Linked DNA regions of Homo sapiens: region 1 is linked to region 2. The links are chromatin contacts, found by Hi-C or POLR2A ChIA-PET in ENCODE. All regions are on one chromosome and are shown on one strand. Each heading gives the region's core, a stretch centred on a gene start or an enhancer-like site at or near the end of the contact. The rest is flanking DNA. Distances are from core to core; before and after follow the strand shown. Region 1 holds the start of RASGRP3 (RAS guanyl releasing protein 3). Region 2 overlaps BIRC6 (baculoviral IAP repeat containing 6).

Region 1 (2,700 bases), core at 201-2,700, 920 kb before region 2:
GTGCCGTGCCCTGGGTCATTTTTAATCCATTCTCCACAAACAACAAAGGATGGTAAGGGTGGGGAGAGAACAGTGTTCCCTCATGGCAGGGGGCAGAGGGCGAAAGAAAACCGTATAGCTTGAGCCTGTATGAGAATCCATTTGTCACACGAGGAAACAAGCGCACTCCAGGTTGTCCTAGGCTTATCACAAGCAAAACAACTATTTGGTGAGACTTCAAATAAAAACAGCCCCTCTCTGCCCACCCTCCTCAAGATCCACGCGATCTCCAGAAACAGGAACCTGTTTGGTTATCTCCCTGCAGCCTCTGATTCAAAGACCTGTCACTTTCAGAGCTTTACGTCATCAGTTTAGAGCTCTGCCCTCTCTCTTTTCCCCTTTTGCCTTTCCTCTGAAGCATTCTGTCTGGTGACTACCAAGGAAGGACAAAAGTCACCGAACAACAGCTCAGTTCCAGCATGGTGCCTGCTTTGCTGCTCGCCCAAGCGCAAGCACCATTACTGCTGAATGAACCTGAGAAGGAGCCGGTTCTCTCCGTAATTTGGATGCCAGGCCTCCCAGAGTTAATCATCAGCTGCAGGCAGCACTTTCCCAGTCAGGTCATAAACAAGGAAAAAACAGCCTGAGTATCACGAAAACACTAAAATAAGGAAGACCAGCGGCAACCGAACATTTTAAAGTAATGAAGGTGAAGGAAGACCAGGGGCAACTGAACATTTTAAAGTAATGAAGGTGAATTAGCTTGTTGGGGGGAAAAAAAGTCGCTATAAAATACAGCTTTCAATTAGTTGGAAACCATGCAAGAAATCTAAATATGATTTCTAATGTGAATCTAAATATTATTTTGTCAGTCTTCTATATTGCAGACAGTTCTACACAGTTAAATGAGATATTCTCAAAAATTGAATAGGAAAAATCAAATCAGCCATACAATAAATTCACAAGTTACTTTAAACAACTACGTTTTCAGGTTTCAGTGGTAGAAACAGATTAAAATCAAATCTAGTCATCAACTCACTTCAATGAAGTCTCTACTTCATAACCTGAACTTGACTTTGAACCTAAACACCATGGACTAGAAAAATCTTGAACACTGGGAAACAAACTTTCTGTTTCCTAGACAGGAATGAAGCCATATGCCCCATTCATCCTCAAAGTTACAAGACACGTTGCCGAAAATAACAGGTTCTAAAAAAGGGCTGTGAAAACACCAATGGCTGTTAACAGGTACAAATAAAATATCTCCTTCTATCGTGCCAGAGGGAAACCAAAATCAAAATCAAAAGTTGTTGGTGGCTTGCAACACACACACACACACACACACACACACACACACACACGGAGAGGGAATGAAAGAGAGAGAGAGAGAGGAAAGTTCTCCAGTTACTTACTAGGGTGGTTTTGTCGTGGTATTTTTCACATCAGCACTCTGCCTGTCCAGCTGCCAAGTGCCGGAGCACGCCGAGAGCAGCTGTTTCCTTCAAGCTGGGGCTCTGAGTCTTAACCAGTCACATGTACCTCCTGATAAATACCGCCCGCCACCGTGCCAGGAGGTCAGAAACTGAAGATCATTCTTCTCCTCACTCGCAAACCACCTCATAACCCCTGAGTTGGCTCAGCCATCTCATGAGCATGCAGAGCGGGATATTCCACAATTTGTTTTCCTTTAGTGACAAAAGCCAAACAGCTGATAAGTCACACTGAAGGGCAGGTCACTGCAAGTGGAAAGTTAAATGTGTTTGCGTGTGTGTGTGCGCAGAGGGGGAGACTGGCAGGCTCCATGCTCTCTCATCTCACTCAAGTTTCACTGGGGCTCTCGAACGGCAAGAGAGAGGATCACCAACTCGCACAGCAGGTGGAAGTTGCTCTGTGTTAACCCCGGAGTACAACTGTTTGGTTTCGTTTTCTCAGAATCTCAGGCTCCAGTTTGTTAGACGAGCCACAAGCCTGACTAGGTGGCTGGTGCTGGGGAAGGCAGACCCTCACTCACCATCTAAGAATGCTTAGGTTGGACTTCAAAGGCCGGGGCTGCTAAGCCAAGGGACGCTGAGGGGCAAATATGGGAGGGGTTAATGAAGACTATCAAAGGCAGCTTTATCTGAAGAGCTCTTGGAAGTGATTTCAGGTAGCTTTAGACCAAACTTCCGCATTGTTATCTGTTGAATTGCATCGAGCAGCTGAGATTATCAGCCGGCGAGTGTGAATGCAAACAGAAATTATCACCAAGTTGACAACGCGCTTTACAGACGCACTACTGCCCCCTTTGGTGTGCTGGGAACTTGGAGCAAACTGCCGTTTTCTGTGCTGCTCGCAAACGTGGCAAACCATCCCTGATGTTTTGTTGAATTCATATGTCTCACCTGAGCTGATGTTCCCACCCTTCCCTTTTCATCCTCCCTTCCAAGGAAAGCCCTTGAAGTATCTGACTTTACGTAGTGTCTGACCTTGGATGTCTGACTTCTTGGTATAGTAAGGGTGACACTTCCCCGAATCAGTGTCTGAGCCTGCCCTTCAGGTAGAGATATGACATAGAGGCAGCCTATTTGGCAAAGTGAACATCCAGAAAAGATGGTTGAAGTCCCCCAGGGGATTTCTGAACCATAATGTGCCTGTTAAACTATTAACCCTGATTTTTAACACATAATATCTTACTCAGTGTAAGAGCCTGTGTGAGTAATCTTTTATATTTAGGCTTTGTCT
Region 2 (2,700 bases), core at 66-2,565:
AATTGAAGGCTGCAGTGCCCTATGAGCACACCACTGCACTCCAGCCCGGGTGGCAGAGAAGACTATGACTGAAGAAGAAAAAAGAAAAAATATATAGTTACATTATATTCACATGTAAACAAAAGGGCATAGAGAAAACAACACAGCTCCTCTGAAATAAATGAAACATGCTATTCCCTCTTATTTAACTGGTATATATTTTACTCTATTGAGTTAGCATTAGGAGAGGCCAACTGGGAATCTTACATTATGGAAATAGAAGAAGATATTCTCTTCATATCAAGGAGTATGAAGGCAAAAGCTAGCAAAACAAGGTAATAATAAGCACTGGCACACGAGACTGGGAATAGTCCAAAAAATGTGAGAGATAAAATTGTGTGTTTATTTTACAAAAATCTTTAAAATTTTAAAAAGAACTTTAAATTTCATTACTGTACTTTAAAAAATATCTCAAGATATCAAATTTCTTCATTTTAAACTAAAAATATCAAGTTTTTTGTATTTCTGTATTTTTCTTGACAACCATTAGTTACGTAAGTATGCTTTTCTTTAAGTCAAATTCTATATTAATGCATATGACAATCTATGCCTATGTCTGGAACCTGACATGTGTTATTTATATCGGATTTATTATTATTGTTGTCATTATTTTTTTGAGATGAAGTCTCACCCTGTTGCCCAGGCTGGAGTGCAGTGGCGTGATCTCGGCTCACTGCAACCTCCGCCTCCCGGGTTCAGGCAATTCTCCTGCCTCAGCCTTCCAAGCAGCTGGGATAACAGGCACCCGCCACTACACCTGGCTAATTTTTTTGTATTTTCAGTAGAGACAGGGTTTCACCATGTTGGCCAGGCAAACCCTTGAACTCAGGTGATCCACCGGCCTTGGCCTCCCAAAGTGCTGGGATTACAGGTGTGAGCCACTGTGCCGGCCTTATTTTTTTTTTTTTTTTAAAGATTTTGAAGACCCCCCCAACCAAGAGGAGAACTTGGAAAACTAATGTAGAGCTGATTTATGCTCTCCTTTTAAGACATGTGCTTTTATTGTAAATTAATGTGTACCGGTGGTCAGCAAGCAACAAGAATGGATAAAGATAATAAACCCTTAATAAAAACCTGCCTGTTAAAGCACAAAACAACATAAAAACTACTTCAATCTTGAATTCTTTCATTCTATTTTTGCCATGAAGAGCTTCATCAGAAAACCCTTAGATGTCTTCAAATTTAGCTCCTTTACACATACTTCATTGTTATTACAGGATTCAATGTGCGCCTGCCTGACAAAGAACAGAGGCACAACACGCTGTTATGCAACACCATGTCTCCAAGTGCAGCTTGCAGCTCCTTTACTCAGCAAGCACCAAATGCATGTTTAATCAGTGTTACAGCTTACAACCAGGCAAGTGAAGTCACTATCCTTCCAATCCTCAAAAGGGCCTGTTTGCTGATTTATGCATAGCTTGAAGACTATCTTGGAATTGTCATCAACAGCTACAGATGCGGGTGTGTGACATTACAAAACTTATGCCAATAAACAATTTTTTTCATTTTTATAGTAGTAACTGGTAGTAGGGAGAGGAATAAAATCACTTTCTGCATTTGGAACTAAAACATTTCAATGGGGAAAAGTATCTTCAAACAGCTGAAAAGAAAAAGAACAGTGTAAAGGTTCATCAGACAGAAAATTCAAAAGAAATAACCATAAACATTAGCATTTTGGAGGAAATATGTGATTCAGCATATAAAAAACCTAAAAAAACTAAAAAATAGAGCCTATTTACAGTGTGACTTACTTGCAGAGGCTAGCAATTTACATCAAATAGTTACAGTGAAATTTACCACAGATTACTAACAGCGAAGATACATCCCTTCAGGATATACTGAAAACATTTGCCATCTTTGATATGAAGCTTGTTCAGCTTTTGTTCACAAGCCCTCCGTGAAGAGAAAAGGTTCATTCATCACTATTGTGGACTAAAGCAACATATCTGATAACACTTTACTCCTGATGCAATGTAGGGTAAGCAGCACTTCTCTTTTAATTATTTTAAAACTCTGACATTTAGTAACTCCATTATTTTAAGCTTAAATATGTGATGTGTTTAATCTGTGGAAATAAATCTTTTATTAAGAGATAAACTCTGCTATTAATTGCTTTTTCAAAATATTAGTAAAATGGAATTAATTTCAATACTAGATTATAAAATTAATGACACAATGATCCTCTAATCTTCAAAGGAAAAAATTATTTAAATCCCTATTCTGCTCAACTGCTCCCCAAAAGAGTTGCTTTAAAAAGGAGTTGATGTTCTAAACTTACCGAATTGTATACACTAAGTATGTGTAGTTTTTTGTATATAAATTGCAGTTCACATTAAATACATCAGCCTAGTTAGATACGTAAAAATTTTTAAGTATCTAAGTAAATACAGAATACGTAAATGGCAGAATCTAACTTCTACATTTTCATTATATTTTCGGCTCTTCAGCCCAAATGTTAAAAACAACAGATTTTAAATTCTATTAAAATACACTCATTTACTATCATTTTCCAACACGTTAACAGACTAAAGTAGGACTGCACACTGAAAAACTACGCAAGAAATGCAACATGTATAATAAATACATTTACTAGCTCTCTGCTAGTAAATACATTTTCTAGTATTTACTAGCTAGTATTTCTTTTCTAGCAATTTTCTAGTA

The links. Hi-C counts contacts between places; a loop is a spot of excess contacts on that map. ChIA-PET counts read pairs that join two places held with the same protein, here RNA polymerase II (POLR2A). Pooled maps may share reads with other maps.
Region 1: a map of CD8-positive, alpha-beta T cell shows a loop between it and region 2 (4-fold over the local background). The contact joins the promoter of RASGRP3 here to the enhancer-like site in region 2. A Hi-C loop is called at or near these places in 1 of 168 maps with a recorded cell type or tissue (CD8-positive, alpha-beta T cell) and 7 of 50 pooled maps. POLR2A ChIA-PET finds 5 or more read pairs at or near these places in 2 of 52 experiments (MCF 10A and activated T-cell).

Annotation. Positions count from the first base shown.
Region 1 is chr2:33,475,399-33,478,098 of GRCh38, reverse strand. RASGRP3 (RAS guanyl releasing protein 3) reads right to left here and starts at 1,450. Exons shown (of 18, transcript NM_001139488.2): 1 at 1,392-1,450. RefSeq lists an enhancer at 1,795-2,114.
Region 2 is chr2:32,557,971-32,560,670 of GRCh38, reverse strand. All of the region lies in intron 65 of BIRC6 (baculoviral IAP repeat containing 6), which reads right to left. The region is part of intron 1 of BIRC6-AS2 (BIRC6 antisense RNA 2); the gene reads left to right. Among named protein-coding and RNA genes, the nearest start is that of BIRC6-AS2, 15 kb to the left of the region's middle. Within about 2 kb of position 1,315, at least 2 of the 41 ENCODE cell types and tissues checked have a DNase peak (open chromatin) inside an H3K27ac peak, as active enhancers do.